Linked DNA regions of Homo sapiens: region 1 is linked to region 2. The links are chromatin contacts, found by Hi-C or POLR2A ChIA-PET in ENCODE. All regions are on one chromosome and are shown on one strand. Each heading gives the region's core, a stretch centred on a gene start or an enhancer-like site at or near the end of the contact. The rest is flanking DNA. Distances are from core to core; before and after follow the strand shown.

The links. Hi-C counts contacts between places; a loop is a spot of excess contacts on that map. ChIA-PET counts read pairs that join two places held with the same protein, here RNA polymerase II (POLR2A). Pooled maps may share reads with other maps.
Region 1: a map of posterior cingulate gyrus shows a loop between it and region 2 (14-fold over the local background). The contact joins two enhancer-like sites. A Hi-C loop is called at or near these places in 9 of 168 maps with a recorded cell type or tissue (dorsolateral prefrontal cortex, heart left ventricle, heart right ventricle and 4 more), 1 of 37 single-sample maps with no recorded cell type and 3 of 50 pooled maps. POLR2A ChIA-PET finds 5 or more read pairs at or near these places in 2 of 52 experiments (OCI-LY7 and WTC11).

Annotation. Positions count from the first base shown.
Region 1 is chr15:68,643,888-68,648,742 of GRCh38, forward strand. It overlaps CORO2B (coronin 2B), which reads left to right. Exons shown (of 12, transcript NM_006091.5): 2 at 1,273-1,473. Among named protein-coding and RNA genes, the nearest start is that of CORO2B, 67 kb to the left of the region's middle. Within about 2 kb of position 2,409, at least 2 of the 41 ENCODE cell types and tissues checked have a DNase peak (open chromatin) inside an H3K27ac peak, as active enhancers do.
Region 2 is chr15:68,598,439-68,603,643 of GRCh38, forward strand. All of the region lies in intron 1 of CORO2B (coronin 2B), which reads left to right. Among named protein-coding and RNA genes, the nearest start is that of CORO2B, 22 kb to the left of the region's middle. RefSeq lists enhancers at 1,246-1,825, 3,030-3,589. Within about 2 kb of position 3,500, at least 3 of the 41 ENCODE cell types and tissues checked have a DNase peak (open chromatin) inside an H3K27ac peak, as active enhancers do.

The sequences.
Region 1 (4,855 bases), core at 1,159-3,658, 44 kb after region 2:
TTAGCTGGGCGTGGTGGTGGGCCCCTGTAATCCCAGCTACTCAGGAGGCTGAGGTGGGAGAATCACTTGAACCTGGGAGACGGAGGTTCCAGTGAGCCGAGATCGCACCATTGCACTCCAGCCTGGGTGACAGCCCCATCTCAAAAACAAACAAACAAAAAGAAAAACCAACAACAAAAAAAACCAACTACAAAGTATATCAGTTACAACAGGCTAGGATATGCTGTAATAACAAATTAACTCCAAAATCTTAGCGGCTTATAACAAAAGTTTGTCACTCATGCAAAGTCCGCTATGGATTCTGTAAGTGTTCCAAGACAGCAACGCCTCATGTAGTGACTCAGCAATCCAGATTGCTTTAATCATGTGCTTTGTCATCACATGAGACTCTCCAGTTGTGATGGAAAAGTACTGATTCCTGGGTTCCATCCTCAAAATATTGGATTCAGTAGGTCTAGATTGGGACCCAGTAATCAGCATTTCTTATAAATGACATAGGAAGATCAGAGACTTCCCCAACCCCAGATGACTTTGATACAGGTGATCTGTGGGCCACATGCTGAGAAACCTTGCTCCAAAGGGTAATCTGGCATAGGAGGAGTCTTGGATTTCCAGTCAGGAGACCTATGTTCATGGCCCTACTTAGCTGTGTAGCCTTGGACAAGTCACTTAACCTCTCTGTGCCTGATGATATGATGATAATATCCAGGACTCAGAGATTTCTGAGGGTGTACCTGTGGATTAGAAACACTAGAGAATCCGAGGGGATGACAGTGGATGGGGGGTTGCCTTCTTGCACGTGGAGAGACATCTCCCCACCCCACTCCTGCTGTGGGCCCTGTCCTCAATCTTGGTAAACACTGGCCTCTGCTGTCCGCATCTCCCATGCTGAACCGAGCACAGTTCCAGATACTCAGGAGGGAGTCTGTATGTGTTCTTGCTTCGCTCTATCACATGATAGGTTCCTGGGTAGTAAAAGGACCCTACAACCTTTCTAGAAAGTGGGGTGGGCATGTGTACCAAAAGCTCCTATGCCAATCTTTGTTTTTGTAAGACTTTATTAAAAGATGAAACCCACTAGAACGGGCTGGGCATATGAGTGTGCCCTGAATTCTTGGATGCTTCTTCCTTTCCATCTCTTCCTGACAGGGGACCCAGGGCCTGCTCACCTGCTGCACCTCTGAGCCGCAGCTTCCCTCCCCCAAGAGCCCAGCCGAGGCCCTTCATGGCACAGGGCCCAGCCTGACCCTTGTCTCTCCTGGCCCCTCACAGATGTCCTGGCGTCCGCAATACCGTAGCTCCAAGTTCCGGAATGTCTACGGGAAGGTGGCCAACCGGGAGCACTGCTTCGATGGGATCCCCATCACCAAGAATGTGCACGACAACCACTTCTGTGCCGTCAACACCCGCTTCCTGGCCATCGTCACCGAGAGCGCAGGGGGCGGCTCCTTCCTCGTCATCCCCCTGGAGCAGGTAGGTGGCCCCTACCTTCACTCCAGCTGCAGCTCCAGGGCAGAGAGGAGCCCTCCTTGGTCTCTCTTAGGCCTGTTGACCCTACTTCTCTCTGAGTTCCCACCTTTTACTTCCTCATCAAGCATCTAGTGGCTATGCCTTCTTTAGGGTTTTCCTGAGATTCAACAGAACAAGTGCAGGACCTGGATCCAGGAGACCTGAGATCTCTTTCCAGAGCTTGCCTAAAGGTATGCACTTGGACAAGCCACTCCCTTGGTGTACACAAGGTTCCATTCCCTGAGGGAGTGGAACACTCTGATCTCCAAGACCAAGTCTAGCTCTACCACTCTGTGTCCTGAGTGTCCTCTTGGTTTGGAGCCGGAAGGGATGAAGACCTAGCCATAGGTATTATACATTGAGCATCTGCAAAAATTATACAATTTTTTTTTTTTGAGATGGAGTCTTGCTCTGTCGTCCAGGCTGAAGTTCAATGGCGCGATCTCGGCTCACTGCAACCTCTGCCTCCCAGGTTCAAGCGATTCTCCTGCCTCAGCCTCCCGAGAAGCTGGGATTGCAGGCACGTGCCACCACGCCCAGCTAATTTTTGTATTTTCAGTAGAGATGGGGTTTCACCATGTTGGTCAGGCTGGTCTCGAAATCCTGACCTCAGGTGATCTGCCCACCTTGGCCTCCCAAAGTGCTGGGATTACAGGCATGAGCCACTGCACCTGGCCCACTCATTTTTTTTTTAATTGCTCTCTACTGAGAGACTGGAAATAATTTACCTTCTTCCCCATCCCCCACCTCCTATCTAAAGATTTTCCCCTTTCTGCAGCTGCTTACGTGAATATAACAGATTAAATCTGAAAAACCTAGATCATGAAATTTTTAAGCCATAGCCACTCAGGCGGAGTCCCCAGAGGCCCGTGGGAGGTCACGCGCTTCAGGGAAAGTGCTTGCTGTCAGTCCCACTTGTTTATGGCTGAGTTCCCCCTTCCCAGCCTGACTCATCCCCACTCCCACCCTCCGCCAAATCGCTCAGGGGGAGGAAGAGGTGCATGTGGAAGGAAGCCTTGGTTCTCAAAATTCACTGTCAGCTGGTGGTGGAGGATGGATTTTTCCAGTCTCTCCTACCCACAGTGGGGGAGCACAGATTTGGAAAAGGCTTAGACCAGATCTTCCTCTCCATCAGAGGGGCAGCTGCAGGGACACTGAGGACAGAGCCTGATGCACAGAGAGGTCCAAGGAGCATGCACTTGATGGCGGGAGGTCTGGGTTCTGCCCTTGCCAGACTTGGGACCGTGTGCATGTCACTTCACCTCTCTGACCCTTATTTTCCTGTAATGGTAAAAGCAGGATCAGAAATCCTCCTCTGCCTACATCTGTCATGTTGGCCTTAAGTGAGATAATAGATGTGAAGCTCCTAGTGAACCACACAACATGTTAAGGATGTTTGGTTACTTTTTTGGGGAAGTTATCCACTATGCTGGTCAACTTGGCAAAGGCTCACAGCAGCTCTAACACATTCGGAAGGATCCTCAAATGCAGCTTCCCTTCCCTCCTGAATCAGATGGCCTCCGATCACTGTTGCCTCAGGGACGCACTCAGCTCCATCCATCCAGGCCTGCAGGTCCCCAGGAACATGTGGGCTGGTTCTTACTGAGGCTCAAACCTATCGCCGGCACCCTGCCATGCTCCACTTTAGGCTCACAAGGGTCAACAAGCAATACCTCACATCATGACAAAAATTAATTCCAGATGCATTAAAGATCTAAACATTTAAAATAAGAAAAGCTACATGTGTATTAGAGGAAAATGGAGTGCATGTTTAAAATCATGCAATGAAGAAAGGCTTCCTAAGAAAGCCAGGAATCCCCCAAATCATAAAGGAAATGAATAGGTTAGAATAAATTTTTAAAAGACAGTTTCTGTATTACAATGAGGCACCTAAACAAAATGAAAACTCAAGCCACATACTTGACTACAATATTTGCAATATATAATAGACAAAGTATTCCTGTGAAGAATATATAAAGAGTTCCAGAAAAATTAACAAGAAAAAGAACCCGACCGGACACGGTGGCTCACGTCTGTAATCCTAGCACTTTGGGAGGCCAAGGCAGGCAGATCACCTGAGGTCGAGAGTTTGAGGCTAGCCTGACCAACATGGAGAAACTCCGTCTCTACTAAAAATACAAAATTAGCCAGGCGTGGTGGCACATGCCTGTAATTCCGGCTGCTCTGGAGGCTGAGGCAGGGGAATCGCTTGAACCTGGGAGGCGGGGGTTGTGGTGAGCTGAAATTGTGCCATTGCACTCCAGCCTGGGCAACAAGATCGAAACTCCATCTCAAAAAAAAAAAAAGAAAGAAAGAAAGAAGGGACTGGGGCCAGGTGCCGTGGCTCACGCCTGTAATCCCAACACTTTGGGAGGCCAAGGCAGGAAGATCACTTAACCCCAGGAGTTTGAGACCAGTCTGGGCAACATAGTGAGGCCCTGAGACCCTGTTTCTACAAATTAAAAAAAAAAAAAAGAAAAAAATTAGCCGAGCATGATGGCTTGCCCTGAAGTCCCAGCTACTTGGGAGGCTGAGGTGGGAGCATTGCTTGAACCCAGGAATTGGAGGCTGCAGTGAGCTATGATCACTCCCCTGCACTCCACCCTGGGCAACGGAGAAAGATCCTGTCTCTCAAAAAAAAAAAAAAAAAAAGAGTCTGGGCATGGTGGCTCACGCCTATAATCCCAGCACTTTGGGAGGCCGAGGTGGGTGGATCACCTGAGTTTAGGAGTTTGAAACCAGCCTGACCAATATGGTGAAACCCCGCCTCTACTAAAAATACAAAAATTAGCTGGGCATGATGGCATGTGCCTGTAGTCCCAGCTACTTGGGAGGCTGAGACAGGAGAATTGCTTGAACCCGGGAGGCAGAGGTTGCAGTGGGCGAGATTGCGCTACTGCACTCCAGCCTGGGTGACAGAACAAGATTCCAGCTAAAAAAAAAAAAAAAACGAAAGAAAGAAACAAAAGGCCGGGTGCAGTGGCTCACGCCTGTAATCCCAGCACTTTGGGAGGCAGAGGCGGGTGGATCACAAGGTCAGGAGATCAAGACCATCCTGGCTAACATGGTGAAACCCTATCTCTACTAAAAATACAAAAACAAAATTAGCCAGGTCTGGTGGCGGGCGCCTGTAGTCCCAGCTACTTGGGAGGCTGAGGTGGGAGAATGGTGTGAACCCAGGAGGTGGAGCTTGCAGTGAGCCAAGATTGCGCCAGTGCACTCCAGCCTGGGCCACAGAGCGAGACTCCGTCTCAAAAAAAAGAAAGAGAGAGAAAGAGAGAGAGAAAGGAAGAAAGGCAAAAGATATGAATAAGCAATTCACAGAAGGCAAAATATATATTTTAAC
Region 2 (5,205 bases), core at 2,250-4,749:
CTGGGGAAAAAATGATCCAAGGGCAGCAGTCCAATTTTCTCTAGAGAGTAGGCCTGCTTTCTAAAAAAGGACTCAACCTGAGAGAAGCCAGAAGGAGTTCACACCCTAGACTAGAGAAGCCAGTCCCTGGTGAGCACCAGCATGCCTGTCTCCAGACTCCATTCCTGCCCTGGAGCCCGCTTGGCCTTGAACGCCCCTCTGCAGCAGCGTACTCTCCCCAGCTCCTCACTTTGGAGTTTTAATTCTACCGCAAACCTAGCTCTCCTCTGTGCCTTCCCATCTCTTTGCTGGGCACCAAGGAGCTGATCTGCTAACTGGACTTTGTTTAGAAATCTGGGGGTTTGTACAGAAACGCTGCCAAAAGAAAGTTTCTGTTCTGTCCAGACTCTCCTGAGGCCTGGAAGAGTGACTCTGCTTGCGGGAAGCTGGTGGGGATGGGAGCTGGGGCAGCCATGCTGTGAGTCTGTCCTGGGAACAGGCCCAAGCTGGGTCTGGAGCTGGTCTGGACTAGGAGAGTGAGGCTAGGGGTTAGGGGATCCACCAGCCTGTATTCCTAGAGCCTGTCGCCCCATCCTTTGGCTCGGCCCTGCCCAAACCACTTGGCTGGGCATTCAAAGCCTTCACTCTCTGGCCACCATTTACCTCCTTGGCCCCTGCCCAAACCAGACACTGGTCGGCTTGCTGCCCCCAAACTCAACCTCTGCTTTTCTGCTCCCTCTCTACTTGAAAAGTCTGATTCCTGCTTTCAAAGCCCAAAGTGCGACCTCCTCCACAGAGCCTTCTCTGATCTCTCCTTGCTCCAAACTCTATCCTTCTCATGCCACTGCTCTGATGAGATAGTTATATCTGAACATGTCTTGTCTCTCCTGCCAGAGGGCAAGCCCCATGCCCTGAGTGGGAGGGAGCGTGTCGCGCCACAGATCCCATTGGGTGCTCCTGCTGTGCCTGGCCCTATAGATGTTCAATTACAGGTTTTTGAATGATGTATTTATATTTTTTGCATGGATATAAGAATCTATTCTGTGCATGCGTCATAGCTTCAGCCATATAAGATGCATTCGTTGGCAAATTCATCAGAGGGAGCAGAATAAAGCCACCCAACTCTGTCCCCACAAGGGCCTGAGACGGATATAGGGAGCTTATTCTTCCTTTCTTCAATTGCCCCACCCCCACGCTGCCCAGACAGATCTGGGTTGCCCTTGAGGAATTCTAAAGGAGGGAATGCACTCTCCACTGCCCCTCAGACCTTCCACCCAAGAGAGGCAGTGCCCTGGTGACCTCATGACAGTAGTGTGCCCTCCCCAGGCTCTCCCCTCCCCTGGGAGGCTGCCACATGCTTTCCGGACATCCGGGTCTCATTATGCTGTGACTCAAAAATTAATCTTGTCTAATTGTGCTCGAGGCCTGAGTGAATTCAGGGACTATTAGCCAGGCTCTGTGGGCCTGGGGTCTCCATGGCAACGAGGATGCATCATAATGAACTGCGTCCTTGGAGACTGGCTAGGAGGCATGCCCCTCCCACCCCTTGGTGTGGACTGCTGCTGCTGTCCCTGCTGCTTGGGGTAGGCCCCCTCCAGAGGGGACCTGGGGCTGGCAGAGGGAGTAGAGACAGTTTCTGTGTGTAGCCTCCAGTCTGTCTCAGTGCTTCAGGGATAAAAGATACTTGCAGATGGATGATCCCACAGCCTTATTGTTGGCTGAAGATTTCTTCAACAAACAAACAAGCCTCCATCTAAAAACCACACACACAGCACATCAAATTCCAATAGCCTAAGTGCTGTTGTTTTGCAAATCTTTCTAAAATGTGAAAATTGCACTCCTCCGTGGAGGCCTGGCTCCAGTGTCACCTCCTCCAGGAAGCCTTCCTCAATGTTTGCATCTTTCCCAGCCCCATTCTGCCACTGTGCTTGGTTTGTGAGCCAGGGACATTTTTCAGCACAATCTGCCAAGGAGTGGACTTCCCTGAGTACACACTATGCTCCCTTCCCACCAGCAGACAAGCTCCTCCAGCATGGATAACCACCGCTGCCCTCCTCTCTGGGGTCCTAGACCTGGGTACCTGTAGGACTTAGTCGGAAAGACAAAGCGGTCTTTGTTAACAGCCTCTCTCTGAACTCCGTCCCACCCCCGGACCCAGGCTGGGGGGTCTTTTCTGTGGATGTGGCTTTTGGGGCCTTCAGATACCCTTGTGCCCACTATGACCATGGGTGCCGACCAGTGGGCAGACACTTTGCCTTCCCTATCTAAGGAAGAGGGAATGCCCTAAAACCAGGCCTTTGGGGAAGATGTGGAGAAGAAAAGGACATTTGAGGAAATGAAAACAGTAAATGGGACAGCCCTGGCCCAGCCTCCAGCTTCCTGGCCCTTGAGCCCCTCAGTCTGGTCCCCCACGGGGAGACAAGAAGCGTGGGAGGAAGGTGAGGAGGGAGAGATGCAAACCCAGCAATTTCCCCACAACCACAACACCACCTTCCCGGCTGTCCTGCTGATTCTCGGTTTCTAGAAATGACCGGAGAGAGAGGAATGAGTAGGGAGGAGGCTGCCTGTCTGACTTTTAATTAAAAGGGAGAGGACACCTCCTAGCCAGCCTTTAAGGCAGGGGCACTCCTGTGGTGTGTGTGCCTCCCTCGATGGGGATGGGGTGGCATGCAGGTTTTGTGGGTGTGTGAATGGTTGACAGGTAGAGGTAGCCATTGGAAAAGCTGTCCAGAAAGCCGCATTCTCTCCTCGCTCCTCCACACCCTCTCCCCTTAGTGCAGCAAACGTTTCTTGAACATTTCTTGGCTTGAGTGCCAAGCTCTGTGCCAGGCCCTGGGATGTAGAGATGGTTGAGATACTGCCGCTGGGCTCCAGGGCGGCAGGCGGGGACAGGATGGGGTTGGCAGCACTGGGAGGTTGAGGGTTCCACCCGTCCCTGGGCCTCATTCAGCCAGCATCCTCTGAGCGTTGTCAGGTGCTGTGCCTTTCGGTAGGCACCGAGGATAAAACGGTAAGTGTGGCAGAGGCCTCAGCCTGCACGGAGCTTACAGTCAAGAGTGGTGTGAGGTGGGGATTGCGGCCATGAGCGTGCAGTGCGAGGAGGGCTAGGATGAGGGTGCCTGTGGGGGCCTGGAGGAGCAGCAGCCACACAGTGTCGGGGCATCAGAAGGCCTGCCCCAGGGGTGGCCTGGAAGCAGAGATGTGAAGGAAGAGGAGGATTTGGCCAAGAGAACAGCTAGGAAGCGTGGCTGAGGTCAAGGGAATGGCTGTGTGTGCGAAGGCCGGAGAAGAAATGAGGGCTTTGAGGAGCAGAAAGAAGTTGAGTGCAGCTGGGGCTTAGTGGTGCTGGGGCAGGGCCCAGGCCTGGGAGGGCTATTGTCTTAGTCCCTCTGTGCTGCTGTAATAAAACACCTGAGCCATTTATAAAGAACAGAAATTGATTTCTCATAGCCGTGGAGCCTGGGAAGTCCAAGATCAAGTCATCAGCAAGTTCTTTTGTTTGGCAAGAGCTGCATCCTCCAGAGGGGGAGGATCACTGTGTCCCAGCATGGCGGAAGGCAGAAGGCAGAAGGCCAAACACGATGGGAAGGCTTTTTTTTTTTTTTTTTTAAATAAATGCCTTAATCCCATTCACCAGGGAGGAGCCCTCATGGCCTAATCACCTCTGAAAGGATCTGCCTCGAATACTATCACATTGGCACCGTCTGAGTTCTGGTGGAGACACATTCAAATCACAGCAGCCATCATAATCCCATTCGCAAGGACCACGGACTTGGTCCTGAAGTGGGAGTGGGGGGAACTGCTGACTGGCTTTATTCCGGGGAATGACACTAGGTTTATGTTTTAAAAGACCACTCTGACATGTATTTTTTTGATTAGTAGAAATAATTTTTTTTAAACACTCTTGGTGCTGTGGAAGGGAAGAATTGGGAGACAGGAAGGGTTTTGCCATGATTGAGATATTTGGTCCTGCCCAAATTAGGGGCTGATCACACACACACACACACACACACACACACACACACACACACACGTTTTACCTACATGTTGTAATTCACTTTGATATGGAAATTTTAGGTCACTAAGAGAGAGATGAGCAAAAAGCGCTCTTGCTGTGTCTTTAACCGCCTCTCCCTATCGTGTACTATGTTAAACAGGATCCAGCTGTAACCTCCACGGTTCCCAGGGCTCTGATCAGCCTGGCTGGTGGGAGCCCCCATAGCTCTGCCTGCTCTGGGGTTTCCCTTCCGTTTATTGCCCCCCCTTGAGGTAGGGATGATAGATGTGAGGTGTGACTGCCAGTTTCATAGTTCTCTACATCAGTGAAGGAGGTTCTGTGCAATGTGCAACACCCACTTTCTTCCTGAGAACACTAAGAAGCAATTCCTCTCTGTTTTCTAATAAAAATGTCTCGTGGAAGCAAGCCTGTTTCCTGGGAAAAGAGGGACTGCCTGTACGAATCTTGCAAGCACACGTGTTTCCCTGGTTGGGATATATATAATTTTGTTTTCTTGGGGCAGGGGGTGGACACACAGCTTTGCAATCCCTTGCCTAGAAACAGCTTCCACACTGGCTTAACACCATCTGTTTCCCCTGAGCAGGAAGGTGTCAAAGAGCCCCCTGCTCAAGGATGGGTCTGTCAACGGTCTGTTAGGATAGGAGGTGAGAGACATTGGTTGCCTGGGGTGAGAGAGTAAGACAGATGGAGAGAGAAGTGGGTAGGTTGGCTGGAATTAGGATGCAGAATTGTCCACTGTGTCTTACACGCCATGGAAGTCCCAGGGCTAACACAGTACGTGGTCGCAGTAGGTGCTTACTAAACTAGTTGCTGGATGACTGTGTTGTCAAACAAATAAATGAATTGAATGAATGAACGAGTGGATGGATGGGAGGGTATGCACAGATGAGCGAAAGTTGGCCTGTAACCTCCAAATAATTATTATCTTAAAAAAACACACTTGCTAATCATACTAGTGTGAGGCCTGAGACAGAGGAGCCTTCGTGGAGGACAAACTGCAGCAACAGTGCGAGGTCATCAGCAGATGTCAAGGAGTCCATGTGTTTAGGGCAGAGTTAGGGTGACATGGTGCTGTGGGCTGAATTGTATCCCCCTAATTCATATGTTGAAGCCCTAACCCCCAGTGTGTTTGGAGACAGGGCCTTTAAAGAGATAATTCAGGGTAAATGAGGTCATAAAGGCAGAGCCCTGGCCCAGTAGGACTGGTG